Linked DNA regions of Mus musculus: region 2 is linked to region 1. The links are chromatin contacts, found by Hi-C or POLR2A ChIA-PET in ENCODE. All regions are on one chromosome and are shown on one strand. Each heading gives the region's core, a stretch centred on a gene start or an enhancer-like site at or near the end of the contact. The rest is flanking DNA. Distances are from core to core; before and after follow the strand shown. Region 1 holds the start of Dcpp3 (demilune cell and parotid protein 3). Region 2 holds the start of Sbpl (spermine binding protein-like).

The links. Hi-C counts contacts between places; a loop is a spot of excess contacts on that map. ChIA-PET counts read pairs that join two places held with the same protein, here RNA polymerase II (POLR2A).
Region 2: a loop to region 1 is called in a map of T-helper 17 cell, with 2.1 times the contacts of the local background. The contact joins the promoter of Sbpl here to the promoter of Dcpp3 in region 1. A Hi-C loop is called at or near these places in 1 of 37 maps with a recorded cell type or tissue (T-helper 17 cell). POLR2A ChIA-PET finds 5 or more read pairs at or near these places in 3 of 5 experiments (Patski and embryonic stem cell).

Annotation. Positions count from the first base shown.
Region 1 is chr17:23,914,197-23,921,501 of GRCm38, forward strand. Dcpp3 (demilune cell and parotid protein 3) reads left to right here and starts at 3,262. Exons shown (of 4, transcript NM_001077633.1): 1 at 3,262-3,291; 2 at 3,381-3,461; 3 at 3,765-3,867; 4 at 4,850-5,245. The coding sequence starts at 3,389. The coding sequence ends at 5,186. Gm41545 (a long non-coding RNA gene) reads right to left here. Exons shown (of 3, transcript XR_876668.3): 2 at 6,946-7,059; 3 at 1-1,764.
Region 2 is chr17:23,953,717-23,960,135 of GRCm38, forward strand. Sbpl (spermine binding protein-like) reads right to left here and starts at 1,557. Exons shown (of 4, transcript NM_001077421.1): 1 at 1,547-1,557; 2 at 1,093-1,198; 3 at 875-980; 4 at 1-21. The coding sequence starts at 1,192.

The sequences.
Region 1 (7,305 bases), core at 2,012-4,511:
ACTGAGTGCCTTCAGGGACTTGAAGTCTTGATGGAACCAGGTTTCTCATTCAGATGATAGCATCTGGATCCTAGGCATCTCACTGGTGTGGCCTATTATTTCATCTCTTCAGGAGTATGAGGAAAACCCCACTGTGGTTACAATAACCTTGGAATTATCTGATAGATAGAGACATGTCTGTTTCTTTAAGAGTTAATCCAGTGTGTAAGCTAAAGGCTACTCCTCAGGAAGCCTGGCTCACCTGAAGCTGTATAAAAGAGGTAGGAGGAACATACTGTTCCTTTAGTGAGGTGAATTTTTCCTTCCCAGAACTCCCTCCTCTGGGCAGATGCTCCAGGGCTGTCCAGGAGGCTCTCTGCTGGAGCAGCCTCCCTTTCTGAGTTGTGCCTTTTTTCTCTTCTTTTGAATGGTAACCAGAGCTAAGTACAATTTCCTGGCACTCTGGGGCTTCCTTATGCTTTCTCTAAAGCTCCCTTCCTGGCCATGTGGCCAATCGTCACCATGTGTCTGCTCTCTATGGTGGCTTAACTTTTATGTCTTGATTCACTATCTTGGATGAATAGACATTTGTTCATGTTCCCCAAGGACACGTCTCACACAATACTTAATTCTCTACCTCCCAGGTTTTTGATTACAGATGTGATACTCTGCCCAATTTATATAGTACTGGGTATTGAATCCAGGTGCATGCTGGGAAAGCACTCTGCCAATGGAGCTGCACCCCTAGTCCAGTAATGGACTCTTGAATTTTATTCTTCATCTGGGACTGGCCTTGTCTAGGAACTTTGTATACCTCTCATAGGGGCAAACAAGCAAATGAACAAACATAACCTCTATATCAGGCCTGGGGATGAGGCTCAGTGGTAGAGCACTTGTTGCACACAGTGAGGTCTTTGGTTTAATCCCGAGTACCAACAAATGAAAAGAAAAGAGGAGAAAAGAAAAGGAAAGGAAAAGGAAAGGAAAGGAAAGGAAACGAAAGGAAACGAAAGGAAAGGAAAGGAAAGGAAAGAAAGGCCTCCATGTTGTGGTTTCAGTGATGCTGTTTTCTAGGTCAAGCCTTTATTCATACTTCAATCAAACAGAATTATATATAAAAGATTTTCTTACCAGCTGTTTTAAAGTGTCTTAAATTATGTAAAGAATAGCCTAAAGGCTAGCACTCAGGGATAGATGTCTGAGATGTCTGATTATCCATAGCTGTGTGTCATCCCTCGATTTACTTGGATATCTAAAATAAAAATTCAAGTGTGACTTGAGACAGGCTTTTGGGTTTTTCCTTTTTTTTTTGTTTTTTTGTTTTTTTGTTTTTTTGTTTTTTGGACAGGGTTTATTTATGTAACCCTGACTTTCCAGGAACTCTCTAAGTAGCCCTCTCTATGTGAAAAATCTCTGGGGATTCTCACAGCAACACTGAGGGTAGATACTGTGATTTTCTAGATGTAAAAGATGAAAAGCTCGAAGCACAGCATCGACCCAGTTCACCCATCACATCCCTCATGAAGCTGGGCTTTCCATCAAGTCTGGCTTCCATACCGTATCAGCAGTTGTGACCTTCTACTATTTCCAGAGACCCTGAGGATGCCCTTTCTGACATTGTTCTCTGCCCCATGTGAAGTAATAAATAGCCTTCATCTCCTCCATCATCATCTTCCCCATCCCATCTTCCCAGATCATTCCAATGGGATGCTTTTCAGTCGCCAATGCGAAGTCTTGACAAATACATCTTTGTGTTCCTTTCATGTGTCTTCCTTCAAGAAGGGGCTGAGTAGAACAGATGAGAATAGACAGAAGAAAGTACATCAGACAGAGGGAAGCTACCCAGGACCCAAGCCCAGGAGAATATCATCACCCAGATAAAGACAGGGCTCCTGGGGCTTGAGGAGGGGATAAGGAGATGGCTCAGCTGGTAAAACATTTGACATCAAGCAATAAGGCTCTGGGTGTGATTCCTAGCACCCACATAAAAAGGCTGGGTGCAACAGTGCATGCTTTTAATACTCATGCAGGAAAAGCGGGAGACAGGAGATCCTTGGGGCCTGCTAACAAGCCAGTCCAACTGAATCAGTGAGCTCGAGGTTTAGTGAGAGATGGTCTCAAAAACATAGGCATAAATGTCTGGAGAGGTGGTTGGGCAACTGTGAACACTGACTGCTCTTCCAGAGGTCCTGGGTTGGACTCACAGCACCAACACAACTGTCTATAACTCCAGTTCCAGTAAGGTCCTGGCCAGTCTGGGTCATAATACAAAGATCCGACCAAAGAAGGAGACAGAGAAGGAGGAAGAGGAGGAAGAGGAGGAAAAAGAATATGTGTGATGATCATCAACATGTGCACACACATTCATGTACCCCCAATCCTCATGCACAACACAATGACAAAGAGGAAACAGTCCTTAGATAGCTCAGTAGTAGAGCACTTGCCAAATGTTTTGGTAGTCTGTGTTCAATTCCCAGTAATACACACAGACACACACAGACACACACACACACACACACACACACACAAGTACGCATACACACACATGCACAAAAATGCAGGAACACACCTCACACTGGTCCTAGGTGCTGCCAGATGAGTTGGCCGAGAGATTTTACTCTCTGCCTTTTATGGCTCCTGTTACATCTTGGATGTCTCTATCTCATGACCTCTGAGTCCCTTCCCATCTGTTCTATAGCTAAATCCTGCATAGGAGAGAGACCACCACAGATAGCTGAGTGACAGGTCGAGCAACTACTATCAAAGTGCCTCTTCTTTGTTCTTCAAGCAGGGTAGAAGGAGCAACACTTGTCTCTAGCTCTCTGAGGTTGGTAGGGAGCTCACAGGGGTTCTGTGAAGTGTGCCAGACTAAGGACCTGCCTAGGCCCCTCAATAAGAGGCCCTGGTGCTCTGGAGTGTTTCTGAGACTAGTACCTGTGCCACTCAGAGGGTTGAAATCTGCCAGGCTGAGCTGGGAAAGGGCTCTCAGCAAACCTCTCTAACTTCTAAAGTCAAGTTCTGACCAGGTTCCCGTGAGAGCCCAAAGGTGACAATGGAGATAATGCCTGTCACTGTCAGCAGCCCTGTTGACGTAGGCTATAGTGCCAAGTTGGCAAATACAGAGTGTCCGGGAGCCTCCCCAGATGGCTTTGAGAACTCCCCCAGGAAGAGACCCCCCACCAGCTCCTTCCTGTCTCTCTGGTGGCCTGTGGCTTCTTCCTTCTGGACAGGGGCCCAAGAGGCCCCAGAAGCATATAAGGGGAGGGAAAGAGGTCCAGGAACAAGACACCCAAGGCGAGTCCTCTCAGCCAGGTAAGCTGTGTGCCTCCCAGGGATGGACATGGCAAAATGCAGCTGGTTCCCTGTCCAAGACTTGGGTGGTCTTTGCTCTTTCCCCTCAGACTTTGAGATGTTCCAGCTGGAGGCCATGCTGGCCTTACTGATTCTTGCCTTCTTGGGCACCCCCACCGTTTTGACACAAGGTAAGTCAAGTCTGAAGTCTGCCTCTCTCTCTCTCTCTCTCTCTCTCTCTCTCTCTCTCTCTCTCTCTCTGTCTCTCTGTCTCTCTGTCTCTGTCTATGTCTCTCTCTCTCTCTCTCTCTCTCTCTCTCTCTCTCTCTCTCTCTCTAGTAGCCACCTCGTCTCTCACAACCCATGAGACATGGGGGCTACTCCCAGCCCTTTGCCACAGACTAAATATTGACACGGGACTATTCTTCAAGGTGGGAAGACATCCTCCGTGTGGCTGAGTGGGTTTTCTCCCTTTGGGTTTTTTATCCACACAGATTATCATGGTCCAGAAGTTGGAAAACATTCCTGCACTAGCACACCTGAAGAAAAAAATATAACAAGTATCCGGGTATTTCTTCAGGCTAGATCGATTGTTGGGTAAGTAGGATTGGGGTCATGGCTCGTTCCACTGGGTCCCAGTTCTTCGATGGCTTCATGGGCCCATGTAGATGCTCTGCTTATATTCTACCCATGGAATCCTCACCTGGCTTCCAATGGCTCCTTAAAGTCATTTGATTAACAGAGTCACAGAGCCACCAGCCAAACCTTTGGCTTATCCCTGTCTCTAGCCACCTCTCCTGCACACAGGCCTATCCTGGCAGATTCCATTTGTAAATTCCTACTGTTGCCTCTTGGGTTGATCAAAGAAGGTTGGAGATGATTCTCCTTACTGAAGTCAACCACAAAAGGCCCCTCAGGCCCCAAACTTGATAGCAAAAGTCTGGTCTGTCAGGTTAGAGTCTAAAGAGGCAAGGGTCAGAGTAAGTCTCTAATAAGTTATTAGTGGTAAGATATGTTGGAAGCAGAAATTCCAAAGTCAGTCCTTTGATATAGGGGGAGTGGGGGTGGGTAGCCCTGCTTGAGTCCTGGACTGGATTTCTGCTTTGTACTTAGAGAACACCAGACACACACATAAAAAAACAGGTAGAGTGTATGAACAGGGAAGAGAAAGCTCTGGAACACTATCAAAGATGGGGTGCTGATGAACTTAGCAGTTCGGCTGGTGAAGTCCTCAAGGGGCATGGAAGGCACCTAGTCTGTGACCTGCTGCTTATAAGTGACCTAGGCTGAGGATGTCCCAGCAAGGCCAGGGGCAGCTCCCCATGGCAGTCGAGCTCCTTTTGAAGGTCTCAGTGAGCAGCTTCCTAAGGTCCTCCCTGTTTGTAATGTCTTCTGTGCTCATGAGGGAACTGGTTCCTCTCATACTGAGTAGTGAGCTTTAGATCACAGTGTCTGAGAGTGGCGTTTTCTTTTTCAGTATGTCTTAAGAAGCTAAAAGAGCGGGGAGGGGTACCAAGGAGCCAGGAAGTCAGGTCATGCACTGTCGGGATGAGTATTCAAGACTTTTCCTCTCTCCTAGAATTCAGTTCAACTATGATGACAAGGACGGTCAAGTGTATGGCTCAACTGCCGGGAAGGAAATGGTAGCCAGACTGTCTAAGGAAGAGCACATCACTGGGGTCGAAGGCTCATACTCTCCTTCTGCTTTAACTCAGATAGTCTTTACAACCACCCAGCCGCGCCAGCTAATGGTGGGGTATCACGTGGGTATTTATCAGTACTCTAGCTACCCTGATGATCCCAGCTTTGTGCTCAAGGGAGCTTGTGTCTCTTGGAGGGCAGGTGGCATAAAGAGTATCTTGTTTTTGTGGGGAAGTGAAAACAGTTCATGTGTGAAATATGGCCACTCAGGCTGAAGTGGTCTGTGTCAGGTACTTCCAAACTGAACCCATGAATAAATACAACATCTGCATGAGCTGTGTGTCCAAGTGCAATCCTTGAGTCTGAGAGGCTTCTGTGATCTGAAATGAAGGGTGGGTAGAAATGGATCCGGCAAGGGTTTGGGGCCTGCCTACAAAGACCCTAAGCTACAATCTCTGAGGTGTTAGCTCAGAGACCACCACTGTGCACTGTGCCCTGCACCAGGGCCAAACCCGGCACCTCTGCTGGCCCTGCAATGCTCCAGACTTCTCTGGTGATACAAGGGAGGCCATTAGTCATCTGCCAATAGCTTGTTCTTATCAGGCTTTTCATTGCACTAGGACATGAAAAAAAGGGGTCCCAGATGAGTTACAGAGATGGTTCAGTGGGTAAAATCTTTGTTTGCTGTTCAAGAATAAGAAGCTACCTTTGGGTCCCCAGAACCTGCAAGTCCATAACTGCAGCACAGGGAGAAGAAGCACATGGAGGGGTGGAGACAGACTTACCCTCACGGTTCTCTGGCCAGCTACTCAAGCCAAATCTGCAAGCTCTAGCTTCAGGAAAGAGATCTTGCTTTACAAAATAAGTATTAGAGACCCCCCCAAAGCCACTCAAGGTCAATCTCTGGCCTCCACATGTATGTATACATATATAAGTGTATGACTTCATTAACATGCATGCATGCACGCATGCACACATACAAACATATACAACACACATACACAACACAGACACACAGACACAAAAAGGGACCAGCAGTTCAGCAGATGGACTGTTTGCCAAGAGGGGTCAATGCAGAAGCTCGTGGTGACTGCTGAAGTGCCCGCGTCCCTGGGCATCTGTACAGGCAGATGAGTGACAGCATCTCCAGGGGGTGAGGCAGGTTGAGAGAGCTTCAGAGATTCTTCCCTGAGGCAATGGGATCTGAGCTTAGGTTTCAGAGAGGAGGGAGAAACAGCCAAGTAGATTCAAGGAGAAGGAAGCTTCAGGCCCAGGATCAAATATAACAAAGCAGAGGACAGGCCTCTCTCTATCTGCACCTCTCAGGTTCTCACAGTACCACTTGCAAAATGAAGGCTTGACTGGCTGTGGTGGCACATGCCTTGAATTTCAAGGTTCAGGAAGCAGAGGCAGGAGAATTTCTGTGAGTTCAAGGCCAACCTGCTCTTTAAAGCAAATTCCAGGACTACTACATAGAGAAATCGCCTCCCTCCCAATGAGGAAACTGAGGCACAGAGGACAAAGGTCACACAGAAGTAGCAGCATTGAGGTCCAGCTGGGAAGTGTGAACCCTGATCCCAAACTAAGGCAAAGATTTCACAAGTAGGTTGGAGAGCTCCCAGCATCTATGAAGCCTGGGTTCTATCCCTAATAGCACATAAAACCAGGGGTGACGGTTTGTGTCCATAATCCCACTCTGGAGGTGGAGCCAAGAAGAGCAGAACAGGAAGTTTCAGGACATCCTTTGCTACATACTCAGTTTAAGTATAGTCTGGGCTACATGATATCTGGCTCACACACACACACAACCACACACACACATACATACATATACCAGAAAAGAAAAAACAGTACTAATAAGCACTTCTGATCTGTCCATGACATTACAGAGTAGCACTAATTCCATTTATATTTGTAACATTGAGCATTGAGTCTAGGACAATGCTTTAGCTGCCACTGAGCTATATCTCGATCCTTAGGAAAAAAAACTTTATAATTAAAAAAATAATTTATTGCTATATATGGTATGCACACCTTCAATCTCAGCACTCCAGGCAGACAGGGTCAGGCAGTTCTCCGTGAGCTTGACACAACCAGTGAGATTCAAGTCAGCAAGGGTTAAACTTTTTGGAAAGTGTATGTCAGGAGCTATACAGAAGAAAACAGAAGTTACTGGGGTTGGTTGTGGCTCCCACAGGACCTTAGTGGTCCACCTTACTGGAGTTCCTTGTCCTGGCTTGCTAAAGAAGAAACATTTTCTGTACCCTTTACCTGTCCTCGATGCAGGCATCACCTCCCAGAATCTTCATCACCATCATCATCATCTCCTCTTCCTTCTCTTTCTTTCTCTTCTTCTATAAATTGATTTTACCCCGCCTTTTCAAAAATGATTTA
Region 2 (6,419 bases), core at 307-2,806, 38 kb after region 1:
TTGCCAAACTGCAGCTGGAAGCTGGAGAGAAATCAAGTCAGCACAAACTCAGGGGTGCCAGCTCCTTCTCACATCTGCATCCTATTCTGGTCCTAGTTCACAGTTCAGGCTCCAGAAGTGTCCAGCTCTCACAGGGCAGCCTGCAGTCCTTCTTCTTCTAGAAACATCCCTCCTCATAGGACCTCAGAGAGTCTGGCATCTGTACCAGGGCAGCTATGAGTGCTACTGCACCCACCCTGAGCTGGAATGTTTTCAGGTTCTGCCCAACTCATAGCTTCCCCTCTGGAGCCCTCTACCTTATCAGCCCCAAATGAGGCAGGAGCCACACTGCTAAGATCAGTATACCTGAGACAGACCTTATGAGCAGAGACCAGAGAGACCGGCTCTTCTCTCTGTGTAGTCAGGGAGGAACAGGGGAGACTACGGGAGCCCTGGAATCTGTTCTACTGAGCAAAGAAGTGATATGACCACCCCAAATCTTCTGGATTGTTCCTAATGCCAGCTTCTTTCCTTTCTTGCATATTAAGTTGCTTATCAAATCAGACAGAGGATGCAGGAAGGATGTAAGATTAGAATTTCAGATAACCATGAGTCATTTTCAGTACACTATACCCCGTTTGCTGTTCAAGCCTCTGTGATTCTTTCTGAACAAGAAAGTTGGAGGTCCCTCTCCACCTGTCTCCTTGAGGACTGTCCAGTCTTAATCCAGCCTGGGCATCCCAGCCCTGAGTACACTGACTGAGATGGAGCTAGAGAAGCAGAGACCAAGAGGATACTGGGTAGTACTGGTTGGGGTTGTGAATCCAGGAAGTCCTCTAAGGCTCCAGTGTGAGATGAGTACCACCTGCCATTCCTGCAAGGAAGCCCTACTCACCCCTTGATGAACTTGAAAACACTTAAGAAGATCCGCATGCCCTTGAGTTGCCCCTGATCTTCACCTTGAACGTAGAAATACTTGCCAGCAGCATTCCCCAGGACATCTGAAAAGTGAGGCATTAGGAGTGTGTTCAGGACCACTCCCTCTCTCAGAGGCCATTATGCTTAGGACAGGATATGGGAGGTGAAAGCCACAAAGGAGGCTCAGGTACTCACTCTGGGCTCTGCAGGTGGGACTGGCCAGGAGAGCCAAAGTCAGCAACAGCAGCATGGCTCCTGAGGGTTCAGGACCCAGAGGGAGGTGCCAAGACTTCATGAAGCTCTGAGGAAGACATGGGGTGTCAGAGGTCTCCAGGCCTCAGACTGAGACAAGAGAACACCGGGGAACCCTGTTTCCCATCGTCTCAAAGGCTTCACGAGAGCCCAGGGATGGCTTCATCCCATGCCCAAACTGTGACCCCACAGTGTCACTGTGCTGACTTCCTTGACTAAGCTCTGAGAAAGACAACCATATTGTCACAGTACACCGGGCTCCCCATGCCTAATTCTGTATGCACTTGGAGAAACCCCGTATTCCAAAGCTCTCCATCCGTCCTCCATGCTTCAGTCTCCACCCATTCCCCCTTTCCTTCTCTGGCTGCACCAGGCTAGGTCTCTCCTCCATTCTTACCTGGGCTGTGTGATCTGAGTCCCTTTGCTTCTCCCTTTATACCCTGATGCCACCCAGTCATAGCCATCGTGGGAGCTCTGTACTCCCGCCCCTGAAAGGCTTTCCTGCAATGTGGGGATATATCCAGGACACGCTGGGACACTATTTGTTTTCCTCTCCAGTGCCTTTGAACAAAAAACCCCACAGTCCATGCCATCCTCTGCAAATGCAGGGACTATCCTGTTGAATCTCAGTGGGGCACAGGATGGTTTTAGTGCGGAAACAGGGAGACTTGTGGTCACACTTGGTGATTTCCATAAATTCAGGTAAAGCAGGTGTCCAGAGCCAAGAAACAAGCTTGTCTTCAGCAAAGGAAATGTGCAGTCATGAGCATGTGTGTGTGTAGAGCAGACGAGTCTGCCCATGACTTCATTGGGAAGGATGGCACAAGTCCCATCTCCCTCCCACCTCCCTCTCTCTTATGGATTGTTATCTGGGATCTTTTCAGAGTCTTCACCTAATACCTGCTTCGTGAACGCCCCTTCCAAACACTGCTCATAGCAGCTTCTACCAATGAGCAGCCTGAGTTCTCAGCACAGCCTCGGTCCTCCAGGCAGCTCTGAGGCCAACATCTCTCTGCTGTCCATTTCACAGTCAGACAGTGAGAACCAGGCGGTTTAGCCCTGACATGTCAGCCTGGCTTGGGACCCACAGATTCTTCCTGTTCCCACCTCTCTATGACACACACATGCTCCCTAGGGTCCCCACAAAGTCTGACCCCAGGTTGGGCAGTTGCTCCAGGGTGAACAACTCTGCCATGACACCCCTTCTCAGCTTGAATCTATGCAGGGTCTACCCAGATCAGTTTCTAAGCTCTGTGGCATCCCTTGTCTATGACAAACAAATCCATAGCCACACTAAGAATCTTTTGCTCAGGCCAGCAGACCAGAGATGGATTGCAGCCTAAATAAAATGGGTGATTCTCTGGGGCCAACGAGAAAGCATCCACTCAACCCGGTGTTGTCAGGTGGGGGTTGGAGCACTCTGGTAACTGCTCTTCCAAGCAATGAGAGGACATCCCCTCTCCAAGTCTTCTAGACTGTTCCCAAGCTGCTCTTCCAAGCAATGAGAGGACATCCCCTCTCCAAGTCTTCTAGACTGTTCCCAAGCCCGGGCTTTGCAGTTGCTGCTCACAAAGATGCCAACTCGGCCTCCACATGAAACCTAGGAAGGATATCCAACTCAGTTTGCATTTTAGATTAAATAATGCATACTTTTTCTGTGTAAAGTATAGGTCAGAAGTTTGTTTGTTTGTTTGTTTGTTTATTTATTTTGTTGGCATTTGTTTATTGTACAGAGAGGCACCTTTGTGACATGGTGTGCTTACAGAGGTCAGCGGACAAACTTGCTGAAGCCAGTTCTCTCTACCCATCATATAGGCTCAGGTATCAACCTCAGAGTACCAAGCTTAGCAGCAAGCCCCTTACCTGCTAAGTTGTTGCAGGCCTTCATCTGCTTATTAGTAGTTCTGAGACCTGAGTAGAGTCTCAACCAGTCTATCAGATATCTGTCTGTCTATCTATCTATCTATCTATCTATCTATCTATCTATCTATCATCTATCTATCACCTGTCTATCTATTAAACAGGATCTCACTCTGTAACCCAGGTTGTCCTTGAATTTTTTGATGCTGAAAATCCCCCTGACTCAGCCTCCTGAAAGCTGATAGTGTGCTCATGAACCCCCAGGTTACTCTCCAACCCTCTTTTTACTTTGTATTGAGACAGAGTTTCACCATTTTGTCCGGGTTGACCTTGAAGTGACTCTGTAGCCAGAATGGTCTTGAATTTGTGGTCCTCTTGAGCCATGCTCCTGAGATTACAGGACAGGACTGGGGTTGCAAGCCAGGCTTCAAACATTTTATATTTTAAAGTAGCTGAGTGTAGCACTGCCTGCCTGAATCTCCAGCACCTGTGCAGATGAGATGGATCAGTTCCAGGCTTAAGGCCAGTTTGAGTTACACATTGAGGCCCTGTCTCAAGGAACTGATGGCTAGACACAGCCCAAAAATAAAATAGACTTTCTGTTGTCATTACTGAAGTGTGCCTGTGCATGCATGCATGTCTGTGTGTGCATGTGCACATGTGTGTGCACGTGCATGTGTGTGTGTCTGTGTGAGTGAGTGTGTGAGTGTGTGTGTGTGTGTGTGTGTGTGTGTGTGTGTGTGTGTGTTACAAACACATGCTTGTGAGTATGCAGATGTCAGAGCAGGACACTGAGTGTCTTCTTCATCTCTATCCACCTTATTGCCTGAAGATGTGTCTCTCACCGGGATTCCAGCTCAATGCTGGGGCTGGCTGCCCAGAACGTCCATGGCTCTGCCTGCCTTTTTTCTGCCTTGCCACATATTGTGGCTACACTCACAGCCTTTCAGGGTTTTGTTTTGTTTTGTTTTGTTTTTGTAAACCTGGATTCTGGGTATCCCAACTCAGGTGTTCAAGCTTTGGAGCAATTGTTCTTACCCATGGGGCCCACTATCCTACCTGACCTTTGGGGCGTAGGATCACTGAATCTAGAGTTTTCTATTTGGGCTGTCATCTGGAGAGCAAATCCATTGGACCTCTCTGTCTCTGCCTCAGTGGTCCTGGGTTCAGTGGACCTCAGCACCCATCTCTTATATAGGCGGTTGGAACCTAAACCTAGGGCTCACACTTACACAGCAAGCATTTTTACTCAGAGAACTGTCTCCTTGGTGCCCTAATATGAAGTTTCTAAAGGATAAGGACACATTAAATGTTGTACAGGCTGACACCTTTAAAGAGTCTTCATTGTTTATCTGCAGTTTAATTAAGTTGGGGGGGGGGCAGGATGACTGTGTTTGTGTTTGTGAAACTTGACAATAGTAACCCAACATTAGGGTGCTGTAGGAGAATGACAGAGCCTAGGAGCAAGCACTGGTGAGGACAGTTGAGACCTGGCCTGTCCTGAGAGACTGGCTGACCTTTCTTGAGCAGAGTTAAGGTCCCGAGTGGCAGAGGAAACTGAAGATGGGGTCTGTGTGCCCTGGGTGTATGCATCTCTCCACTCATGCCGTAGTTTCTGTCACTACCAAGAGGCCCTAAAGCCACCGGAACTATCTGGAAGAAGGCCCTAAGCCTCTGTGATACTCTCCTCCCACTGCCTACCTGGAGAGGAGCTTCACCCTTTCCTGGGCATGCCAGCCTGAGTGGACCAGTGCAGGCCACGCTGGAGAAGCAAAGGCAAAGAGAACACTGAGTAAAGTTGTAAGCGTGAGACCCGTGAATGTTCTAAAGACCCCAGTAGATAAGCCACAAGAGATTGGCACAACCAAGGCATGCTACAGGGAAGCCCAAAAATCATAGCCCTGCTCACTCCAACGGTGTTCTCATAACCCAGAAAGACAGGGGTATCCTGGACTTCCCTGCTCTTCAGATCTGATTACCCTGCATCCCTGAACAAAGGGAGTCAGAAGGGAGAGCAGTAGGAGAGTGCTCGCAGTAGGTGAGTGCTCACAGTAGGTGAGTGCTCACAGTAGGTGAGTGCTCACAGTCGCTCCTTCATCTCCAGTGATCCTCTTGCCTGGATCAGGACTTGGGAGATTATACACCAAGTGTGGGAATTCACTCTGGGCTCTGCAGATGAGACCAGCAAGGAGAGCCAAGGTCAGCAACAGCAGCATGGCTCCCGAGGGTTCAGGACCCAGAGGGAGGTGCCAAGACTTCATGAAGCTCTGAGGAAGACATGGGGTGTCAGAGGTCTCCAGGCCTCAGACTGAGACAAGAGAACACCGGGGAACCCTGTTTCCCATCGTCTCAAAGGCTTCATGAGAGCCCAGGGATGGCTTCATCCCATGCCCACACTGTGACCCCAGTGTCACTGTGCTAACACTCTGACTAAGCTCTGAGAAAGCCAACCATATTGTCACAGTACACCTGGAGAAACCCCACATTTCAAAGCCCTCCATCCATCCGGCACAGTTCAGTCTCTAGCTGGCTCCACCCATTCCCCCTTTCTTCCTCTGGCGTCTCCTGCTGCACCAGGCCAGGTCTCACTCAGCTCCTGCCTTACCTGGGCTGAGCCCCATGACTTGTCCCTTTACAACCTGGTGACACCCAGCCATGCATCATGTGGGACTTTGGTTCAACCTTGGGAAGAATGTGAGGTGTATCCAGGACATTGAGGACATTGCACTTCTGTCCCACCCACAGTCCCTGAATAAAGGAGCCTCTTATTTGTGCCATCTGTTAAAGTGATCTGTTGTTGAGAATCCCAGTAGATAGCTGCCTTTGGAGACTATCCCCGAAGGACACAGCCCCCTATGTCCTCTGCTGGGCTGCAGTCTGCTGCACCCCATCCCCCACTTCCCAGAACCAGTCCTTCCATCTCCCACTGATTGGCCAGGGTTCCCAGCACAGCCTTAGTCCTCCAGGGAGCTCTGAGACTGGCCTTGCCATGATACCTATTTACAGCTGAGACACCAAGTGCTTTAGGCCCTGATAGCAGTCACAGTGGCTCAGTTTGGTCAGCCTTGAGACTCTTCATGGGATAGTGTGATGCATAGGAGCTCCATGGAAATGCAGTCTGGGAGCCCAGGAAAGGAAGCCAAGAAAAAGCACAGAGGGCTGACTTGGGCTGGGTCAGGAAGCCTCACCTTCAGGTTTACTGCTGCTGTAAGCCCTTCCTTCTGTTTGTCTAAGGCAGCTTCCTGGGAAGAGGAGGAAGGGTCGGGGCTGCAGAAAGCTTGTCTAGGGATTTATGTAGATCAAGCAGGGAGACAGCATTATTTGTCCATCTTGGAGCTGAGAACAAAGGATAGACTTTTATTTCACTGAACACATGAGCAAGCTCAGAGGGAAGATGTGGCTCAGGTCCT